Linked DNA regions of Homo sapiens: region 1 is linked to region 2. Evidence: read pairs that join two places in POLR2A ChIA-PET (ENCODE). Cell type or tissue: IMR-90. All regions are shown on one strand. Links, peaks and the distances in the headings refer to the core of each region. The heading gives the core; the rest is flanking DNA.

Evidence for each region. ChIA-PET counts read pairs that join two places held together with the same protein. Peaks named below come from ENCODE experiments on the same cell type or tissue, not always from the same donor. Only the 100,000 strongest peaks of a DNase experiment are listed, where the experiment ranks them.
Region 1: POLR2A ChIA-PET joins it to region 2 with 5 read pairs; 2 of 35 experiments call an interaction of 5 or more read pairs at or near these places.

The regions. Positions count from the first base shown.
Region 1 is chr9:104,877,244-104,882,627 of GRCh38, forward strand. All of the region lies in intron 5 of ABCA1 (ATP binding cassette subfamily A member 1), which reads right to left. Among named protein-coding and RNA genes, the nearest start is that of ABCA1, 48 kb to the right of the region's middle. In IMR-90, for the core only: no CTCF peak of the experiment used is centred there; a DNase peak (open chromatin) is centred at 2,508; H3K27ac peaks cover 474 bases.
Region 2 is chr9:105,203,271-105,208,654 of GRCh38, forward strand. The region is part of intron 2 of LOC112268038 (a long non-coding RNA gene); the gene reads right to left. Among named protein-coding and RNA genes, the nearest start is that of SLC44A1, 39 kb to the right of the region's middle. In IMR-90, for the core only: no CTCF peak of the experiment used is centred there; a DNase peak (open chromatin) is centred at 2,721; H3K27ac peaks cover 462 bases.

The DNA.
Region 1 (5,384 bases), core at 277-5,276, 330 kb before region 2:
ACAATTTTTTAAAGCACTTTTACTTGACCCTCACAATACCCTGTGAAGTACAGGTATTTTATTTTCTCCCACCTTCATTCCACAAAGATTCACTAATGGCTCACCATGCACCCACTACTGTGCTGGGGCTTAGGATGGAACCATGAGCAAGGCGCCCACCTTGCCCTCAAGGGGCTATAGTCTAGCAGACAGCCCACATCCTTGGGTAGTCCCAGGTGATCCCCCATCCAAGTACTGACCAAGTTTCTGGGCTGAAGCATTTTCTGGTTGTTTCACCAAAGAAAGTTCCAATTTCAAGGCAAAGAAACTTAAGGCCCAGAGAGGCCGAACAAGTGGCAAAGGCCAAACAGTCAGCCAGGAACAGAAGGGGAAGCAAAGCAACTCGAATTTATTATGTGTCAACTGTGGGCTATGAGCTTCACTATCAGTCATCCACAGACATCATCTAATTTAATGCTCAGTGACCCTCAGGGCAGCTAATCTTCAGGTAAACTCTGGGCCAGAAAGAATCAACACATGCCCAAAGTTCACACTTCATGAGGGATGCAGCATGGATTTCTTCCCAAAATGAATCTTAATACAAAACCCCACACTCACTCTTATACCAATGTTTTCCAATCTTCAATCATTTACAAACTACTCTCACAAGTTTTACCATATTCACAGAAAATGTTTCTTTTGAATTAACTTTAATTATATTTTTCCTGTTGAACATCCTCCTAAGCAATAATTTCCATGAAATTGCAATTGGATGTGGGTTAAAATTAAAAGTTCTCATCCACGTACTGCCTAAAATCATCCCAGATACCACACAAAACTCACCCAGAGAAACACTTATCTCTGCCAGTCTGTATCTCACAGAGACAAAATACAGACATGTCACTTTCCCTAGGGTTTCTGAGGATTTATCCAATTTTTACATCTGAGTTGCAGTCACCATAGGTATTTAAGATGAATGAATGCTTCTCACACTGCCTTGCAAACATTAATTAATTTAGCCACCACACCACTCAACTTGTGTGCCTGTACTCTGGTTTAGGAAGAAAATAATAAAATGTCTAAAAAGTTCCAGTGATGAGAAAAGTGGGTGAGGCACCCTGTAAGACTTCCTCCTTGGATTTCTTATTAGGATGATTTCAAGGATAATTAAAAGATTTGTCCACGGCTTAATTCCTGAAATGGGAGTTCTTCCCAGTTGAAAGATTATTAAAACAGCACAATAGAGCACTGTAGAAGGAGAACTGCCTGGAGCAGCAGGGGGGTTTAGCCGTGATTTATTCCCAGAATATCCCTTCTGTGGTTGTGTAGACTTGGGACAGTCACTTCCCCCTTCTGGGTCAGATTCTTCTCTAGAATAGAAATTCCATATGGAGAGGGGCCATATTTGTTTTGGACACCTCTGTGTCTCGGCACTTAGAACAGTGATTCGCATATAGGAGACGCTCAATATATAAGGGTTGAATGACAGAATCAACTAATTTATCTATAAATGAACTAACTGGTCTCTAAGGTCTCTTCCAATAAGTGGAAATAAAATGATGCTCTAGCCAAGGAAATCATGAGAGTATTTGAGTAGAGATCCCCATATCTACAAATCACCTGTGTATAGTCCAGCGAATTTAGCAGATGCAAGCTGAAGGGAAGAACAAGATAAACTTCCCAACTGGATCACAGAAGCAGGAGCCCAGTGGCCCAGCACTGATTACAATATAGGCCTGAGTGGTAGTGTCTACAGAATCAAGAATCACTTGAACCCAGGAGGCAGAGGCTGCAGTGAGCCAAGATTGCGCCACTGCACTCCAGCCTGGTGACAGAGCGAGGCTCTGTCTTAAAAAAAAAAAAGAAAGAAAAGAAAAGAAAAAGGAAATTAGTGGTGTTTTAAGGCAGTCTCCTCCACTAAGATCAGAAAGTCTGCTTGACAACTTACCCCCATCAGCCAGTCTATTTCAACTGCTGCATAAATTGCAAGGCAGAAGAACAAGGCCAGGTGCTCAGAAATGCATCACTGTCTTAGAAGAATACTGGCTCTCATTTATTGGGAATCTACTATGTGCCAGATACTACATTAGGTTTTATAGTTTACATTTCAAGTTAGCTGCTATTTTATAGTTGAGGAAAAAAGGGTCTACAGGGGTGGTTAGTCTCCACTGGACTGATCCAAGCTTCAAGTCTTTGTCCCACAGTTATCGATGACTGGAATGAGGCCAAAGAGAGTTGTTTATCACATCTCTAGATGACGAGAAAGGAGTATCAGATATAATACATGGCAAAATCAGAATCTAAAATGGTTTTGGGAGGATAGGATAGCATAGGGAATCTAAACATGTAAAACAGAAAAAAGACATTTTTCCCTTTAGTTCAAAAAGCCAACAATACAACAAAGAAATGGAGAACACGTAACTTGCAATTCTGCCTATTTAAAATAATCACAATTTTGTTTGAGTGCACATGGAATATGAGTCAACAAGGTGACGTGAATGCCAAAATGCCTAATACAATCTCAGACTGCATTAACGGAAATGTAGCACTCAGAACAAGGGAGGCAAAAATCCCTTCCTCCTCTGTGCCAGAATACTTTCATAATTTCCAGTAAACTTCAAGAAGCACACAGACATACTGAAACACAACCAGAGGAGAGGCAGAAATGGGGAGGAAAAACATTCCATAAGAGGAAAGGAGGCCATTTTGCCTAAAAAATCATGGACTTTGGGAAAACAGGGAAAGAAAAACATGAGAGCTGTCTTCGACTATTTCAAGGAAAACAGAATTAGACTTGTTCTCTAGAAAGCATAACAGGGTGGTGAATATTTTCTAACAATTAGAGCTGTCAACACCCAGAATGGGCTACTTAGTGAGTGGTAGATCCCCGCCCTGGGAAGGTGGGTGTGTGGTAAAGGAGGTGAATGAGGACAAAGCTCCAAACCAGATCAGCTTCAAGGATCCTCCCAGCCCTGGGAGAGACAGCACAGGAGGGCCAAGCTCATCATGCTGTGATGGGGTGTCAGTGCAGATAAACACAGGTCTCTAAGTGGGGATCCATACTGACATATGCCAGTCTCAGCTTCTCTCCGAAATTGACAAGAGTGCTATTCGCAATCAGCAAAAAGTTGGCCAGGTGCAGTGGCTCATGCCTGTCATCCCAGCCCTTCGGGAGGCTAAGGCAGGAGGATCACTTGAGCCCAGGAATTCGAGGCTGCAGTGAGCTCAGTGAGCTCTAAGGGCACCACTGCACTCTAGCCTGGGTAACAGAAAGAGACCCTGTCTCTAAAAAAAAAAAAAACTAAAAATAAATTTAAACAAATAAAATAAGTAAATAAAAACAAAATCAGTAAAAAGTTACTGATTTCCTGTAGGAAAAGGCAGTGTTTCTGTGCATTTCCCCCTATACTGAAGCCTGTTTTGTGCTGCAAGACAAGCAAAGAAAGAAAGAATTTAAGAAACAGCTGCAAGGCAGAAAAGGGGACATACTGCGTGAACAGAGAGATGTAAAACAAGCACTGACATAATAATACACTCAAAATCTAAGGGACCTTCTCTCCTCAGAGCTCTGCACACTACTGTAGGGTTTTTAGATACAGATTTGGCTTCTTCACCACTTAACTCATGTCTCCAGCTTCTCAAAGAAGGCCAGGCATGGTGGCTCATGCCTGTAATCCCAGCACTTTGGAAGGCCTAGGCGGGCAGATCACGAGGTTAGGAGATCGAGACCATCCTGGCCAACATGGTGAAATCTCATCTCTACTAAAAATACAAAAATTAGTTGGGCATGGTGGAGCATGCCTATAGTCCCAGCTACTCAGGAGGCTGAGGCAGGAGAATCGCTTGAACCCAGGAGGCAGAGGCTGCAGTGAGCCAAGACTGCGCCACTGCACTCCAGCCTGGTGACAGAGCGAGGCTCTGTCTTAAAAGAAAAGAAAAGAAAAGAAAAAGGAAATTAGTGTTGTTTTAAGGCAGTCTCCTCCACTAAGATCAGAAAGTCTGCTTGACAACTTACCCCCATCAGCCAGTCTATTTCAACTGCTGCATAAATTGCAAGGCAGAAGAACAAGGCCAGGTGCTCAGAAATGCATCACTGTCTTAGAAAGAATACTGGCTCTCATTTATTGGGAATCTACTATGTGCCAGATACTACATTAGGTTTTATAGTTTACATTTCAAGTTAGCTGCTATTTTATAGTTGAGGAAAGTAAGGCTGAGGGGTTAAATGGCTTGGTTGAGATGTCACCACTCCAAAAAAAATCATAATTCATATTCACTAAGTGCTTCCTATGTGCCAAATACTGTTTTTAAGCAATTACATGTTTTATCTCATTAACAGGTAAGAAGAAGTGGCTGAAAGGGTGCTAACTAACCTATTCACAAAGTCATGCAGCCACAGGGTAATGTATGCTAGCACTTTCCTCTGCACCACGCTGTCTCTTGCTACAGAGGTAAAGGAAATATCCCCAGCTGTGCCTCTGGTCAATCAGCAGGGGCTCTCCAGTAAATAAGGAAGGACTGAGGCTTTGATCAGGGGTTGTTGCTACCTTTCTGTCTCCTGCACCAGAAGAAACATCCATGTGCAAGACCAGGACCTGCAGGTCAAGGAAACAGCATCTCGATGGCCTGGCTGCACAGCCAGGAGTTGTCTAAGTGGACACTCCAAGCACAGCCATACCTCTCTCTGCTGTGAAGCAGCACCTCCTCCATGCCACCCCTAAGACAGCTTTGCTTCCCTTTGTCATCAGGTCCCACATTGCCCATTGCCTCTTTTACTGCCCAAGGAAAGCACAGTTCTGTAGCCTTAAAAAAAAAAAAAAAAAAAAAAAAAAAAACTCAAATCTGAGTCTGGTTTAAACTCTAGAACTTTATCATTTCTTCTTTTGCCAAATAGAAAACAAACTGGTAGGCCTTTCAGCAAAGGCCAGCCAACTCCATCCCTCCCTAAACACCAAACGGAATAAAAAGCACTTCCCTGGAGCAGTGGCAGCCATTGGTCCATGATGGGGAGGAGTAATTTATCACTGACATTGTTTAGAACCACCGGCGCATGATAATAATAAAATGCAGACCAGCTTTTATCGGCTTCATTATTGCTTCTACATTCTCTACAGACCATGCACATGCCATTACTGGCTGCACTCAGCCAGCTGCTCCCACCAGCCTCTGTCCCCTTGCCAGGCCACTGCCTGGAAGGCTGCTCTGATGCTATGGCAGCCAATGCCTCAGTCAGAAAATGCCCACTCCCCAGATACCTCCTGGGTGGCACACAAGAAATTGCCTGGATACTTACCAGATCAGAGGTAAAGATTTCACTTTTTAAAGACAACAAGTTCAAATGCCCATCAGACTAATTGAAATGATTAGGGGAAAATGAATTGCATTCTCTTTTTAGAAAGAAGTGC
Region 2 (5,384 bases), core at 171-5,170:
ATCAGGAAAATTTTAAAGTACAAATTTGTTAAAATAACTTTTAAAAAGAAAAGGATATTGTTACAGGCTTTACCAATCCATATTGCTCTCTTGAATCCCTTTATATTTGTCTCCGTTTCTCTCTCTCTGTCTCTCTCTCTGTCACACACACAACCACACACGCACAGTTTGTTCATGGCAAAACAGTGACTTCTATTTTTTTTTTGGAGAGGGGACAGAGTCTTGCTCTATCGCCTAGGCTGGAGTGCAGTGGCATGATCTTGGCTCACTGCAACCTCCACCTTCTGGGTTCAAGCCATTCTCCTGGCTCAGCCTCTCAGATAGCTGGGACTACAGGCATGTGCCACCATGCCCGGCTAATTTTTTTGTATTTTTAGTAGAGATGGGGTTTCACCATGCTGGCCAGGCTGGTCTCCAACTCCTGACCTAAAGTGATCCACCCGCCTCAGCCTCCCAAAGTGCTGGGAATTACAGACATGAGCCACTAGGCCCGGCCGACAGTGACTTCTATCAAACAAATTTTCCATTTCTGTTTCAAATGTCCTGGCCTCCTTCCTTCACAACTCACCAAAATCCCACATGTCATCTGAACTCCACACATAAGAGGGAAAGGAGGAAGAAGAAGACAAAAGCACTCAGGGATATATTACCTGCAAGGCTCCTCAAATTATGGAAAGAATAAAATACCCAAGTCCTTACAATGGCCTACAAGGCGCGCAGGTGCACACACACACACACACACACACACACACACACATACACACCTCTCTAACCTCATCTCTCACCACTCTCTCCATAACTCTTATATTTCCTTCAGTTCCCAACTCAAATATCATCTTATCTAGGAGACCTAACTTTAGCTTTCACCAACTTCACCAACTTGGTTTTGAAACCAAGTTTGACTATATTTGACTATACCTTGAGGTTTAGTCTAAAAGTGCTTTATTAAATTGGAATGAAATCATCAGAAAAAAAAGATCACGTGGTAGTTAGCTTCCAAGATGGCCCCCTGATATTCACACTCTTGGATAGTCCCTTCCCACACTAAATAGGGCTGACCTGTTAGCTAATAGGACACTGCAGAAACGACAAAGTGTGGCTTCCAAAGCTAGGTCATAAAAGACATTGAGGCTTCTGCGTTGCTCTCTTAGATCATTCGCTCTGGGGGAGTCAGCCACCATGCCAAGAAGAACACCCAGGATCCCTACAGAAAGACCCATGTGGTAAGGAACTGAGCCCCGACCTGCCAACAGGCTGCATCAACTTGCCATTCATGTATGTGAGCTGTGTTGGAAGCAAATTGCCTGGCTCCAGTCAGATCTTCCTATGACTGTAGTCCTGGCCAACATTTTGACTGAATTTCCTGAGTCACCTTGAGCGAGAACCATCCAGCTAAGCTGCTCCCAAATTCTTGACCTACAGAAACTACAAGAGATAATAAATGCTTATGTCATTTTAGCCAAGTCTCAGGATGAAACATCTCTCCTTTCTGCTCCTGTTCCTGCATGGGGACCCAGGAAATTTGGGCTGGCTGTACCTACCCTACCCTGACTGGGTAAATGGGGCAGAACAGTTTATATCTAAAGTTTATCTGAACAAGTCTTCCTTGACGTGTTTGGTGGGTCAGATTTTGCAACCCAAACTATTACTATGGTAGATGGCAGCCCCATTTCCACAAAGAAATAACAATTTCCAGGTAGAGAGAGTCATTCTTGACCCCATGCCCTGACTGCTTCATCACCATTGTTCCTTAGTTCTGTCTCAGCACTTTTCTGCCTCCATCAACCAGCTCAAATTCCACCAAGAAGCACTCTCAGTATATAAAGTATGAGCCATAATTTTAAGAGCATGTATGCTATGTATCTCTGTACATATGTTGTATGTGTTCATATATCTCTGTATGTATGTATGTTGCATGTATATCTGTATATACTTTGTGCTTGTATGTATGTTGCATGTGTCTATTTTTGTCTTGCTGCATGCACATGTGTATATCTGTATTTTGTATGTATATGTATGTCGTGTATGCATATCTTGTGTATATCTGTATTATGTTCTAAGTATATCTGTGTATTGTATGTTGTGTGTGTCTGATGTGTGTGTGTCTGTATGTTGTGTATATCTGTATTATGTTCTAAGTATGTCTGTGTATTGTATGTTGTGTGTGTCTGATGTGTGTGTGTCTGTATGTTGTGTATATCTGTATTATGTTGTGTATGTATCTGTATTTGTGTGAATATCTGTATGCATGTTGTGTGTGTTTCTGGTGTGTATGTGTCTGTATATTGTATATGTTTATCTGGTGTGTGTGTGTGTGTGTGTGCGTGTGTGTGTGTGCATGCATCTGGCCTTTACTATCCTGGGATTCGTACAATTTCCCTTCATAAGAACATTATCAATACAACTGATTCTTTATTTTCATAAGTGTGCTACAGTTACATAAGATGTTAACCTTAGGGAAAGCAGGTGAGAGGTATAGAAAAACTCTTTTGTGAATTAAAATGTTTCAAAATAAAGAGTTTTTTTAAAAAAGCAGCTTCCCGGATTAGTAGGAAAGTCAACCTTCCCCTTTCTTAGATCTAAAACATCCCAGGAGTGCTTAATTTTTGTCCAAGGCACCATCCTGATTGTAATTTCCTCTCCAGTGGAGTTGGAGTCAGGCCTGATGGTTTCACAACCATAGCCCAGATGGACAACCCTCTAGCTTGCCAAATGGACATTCCTATTTGCTGAACCTACAGGGTGACTGCCAGCAATCCAGATCCCCTTCCAGACTTGTGTCCTAAAACACTCAAAGGAAGATAAAAATAAAAGAGAATTCTTAGAAAAAGACAAGGAAAGAAAGACAAATTGAAGGGCCAATGGCTAATTTGGGCAGAACTACATGTTTAAGGACCCATGGGAGGCAAGATGAGGCCTCTGCCTGATGTTGAGTCTCCAGATCTAGGGTGGGCTGAGGGAGGGGTCCAGAGGAAGAGGCACAGAAAACTGAATGGCAGACTCAGGCCTTAGATATTCAAATCCTCCCTAGGACTGTGTGTGTTGCCATGGACTCCACATTTTACAGAGAGCTATTTGGGGTTTAAATATTCTTCCCCCTTCACCACTCCACAAATCAACTAAGACTCATTTGGGCAGGAGTGGATCTGCCCTGCCCTGCCTTGCTAGGCTGGAAACAAAGTGCTCAGCTCCTGGGGAGAGTGGGGTTTGTCCTTGCTCTCCGCTCACTAAGCAACCTGTTGATGAGCTTATAATTACCAGAACTGTGTGCTACAGAATGAATGTTCTTGGAGATTGTAATGATCGAAGTGAATGAACATGCTTCAACATTTGGAAACGTGCTTGAGAAGAATAATTGCTTTAAAGTGCTTCATAAATTGTTGCTAGGAGACCACATCAAGATAGGCCTTTTTACTTACAACTTGAAGTTCAACTGGCAGGAAATTCACCCATTCAAAATATAGATAAGCAAATAGAACAATTCAAAAAAGGAAGAATGAAAGACAGAAACCTGCCAGCTATTAGAGAAAATCTTCCACCAAAAACATAATGGAGAACAAGAGCCAAGACAATGTTGCTGGTCTTTATGGATTTGCATCTTCGTTCTTACGGGTTATGTGTTCTTGGGCAATTTCTTTGCATGTCTCATATTTTCAGTTTTCTCATCTAAAAAAAGTGGAGATATCAATAGCTCACTCATAGGATTAGAGATGACTCACATGTGGATGTATCCAGCACATAATGCTCAATATTTACTTATTTACACACACTTGTTCCAAAGCGTTTTGAGGTCACTTACAAAATTATTTCCTGACTAGTTTGTGTTGTCCCAAAAGCAGGCTCTGACACAATAAATTGGGTTTAGGTGGCTTATTTGGGAAGTGATTGCAGGAAACTTAAGTGAAATAGTGGAGAAAGGAAGACTGAAAAGGAACAAAAGTTCAAAGTTGCATCAGTGAGTAGGAAAGTCCAATACCAATAAATCCTACAGGGAACCCTCTGAAGCTCCATGGAGGACATGCCGCAGGATTATCCTGCCAAGGGATGGGGAAGCTGAGGGATGTGTCCACTGACTCTCATTTCTCAGGGGTCAAGGGTTGCACCTGGGGATCTTAAGTTCCCAGTACCTCCACAATGTCCTGAGCAGTCTGATAATTTCTGGTAGAACAGGAGCAAACCCTCTGGGTGAAGAGTAGGGAGCCACAAGCACATGAGGTAGGCACCTGTCCACGTGGCCAGGAGCTGACCCACTCAAGCTGCATGTGAACTCAAAGGTGGGCCAGAGTGATACAGGGCTAGGTATCAACAGAATCTGCTACACTTAGGATTCAACGAGGTAAAATTAGTTGATGAAGAAATTGAGGTCAAATAGAAACAAATACTCTGTGTTACTGAATCTTTAAAAAAAAAAAAGATTATTTTGTAGAAAGGCTGGCTGTAATGACTGACGACATTTTTTTTCTCTTTTCTAGACTTCTAATCAACACACTAGCCTGGAATTTGAGCAAGGATTCAATATTGCTGTGGGCAATATATGGTTAGGCAAATCCTTCATATATGTCAGTCCCATGTTGACCCAACTCTAGGGAATCTGGAACATTCTTATGGCGTTCAACTATGTTTGGACTTTAGGCCTGAAGCATTAAATTTGAAGTTTGGGCACCAAATAATAGTTGGAAATTACGTTCCCATTCTGCATGGATCAGGAAGGAAGTACATCAGCTACTTTCCTATCCAGCAGACCCTTCCCTGCTTGATAGCTGTTTGCCATCTGAACCAATAACAAGCCAGCAGGGCTCAGACTTGGCATTCCCTAGCATGGAAGAAGAAAAGCAATAAAAAATGTTAACCTCTAAAGTTTTTTCAACATGTCAGTTCCCCCCTTAGCTCTGGGAAGGGCATTAGCAGCACCATCATGCCCCATAGGAATGGAAAGCCATGTTGATGGCATAGACCAATAACAAGGGAATAGAGCAACGCAATATGACAGGAGCAGGCAGAAAGGCTGGCAATCCCTCCGCCAGACTCCCAACCTCCCAGCCCCCTTTCCAGGAATCATAAAGGTGAGATATGAAAATATGAGAAAGGATGAATGAAAAACAAGCAGGAGAAAGACCACCAGATATTATATGCCCCTGATGGAAGAACACAACACCACTTACGAAGTAGTCTGGCTAAAAAATTGAACCTGGGTCTGATATAGACTCTAGTTTTAATTACCAATGAACAGGAAATGCAAGGAACGAAGGAACATGTTAAATACCACTACAGGGATGAATGCAAAAACTCCAGACTGTGGGAAACTACTGAACAGAATCAGGTTTCCTCAACAAATACAGAGAAATCTATAGATTAAAAGAGACCTAAAAGATATATTGACTGGC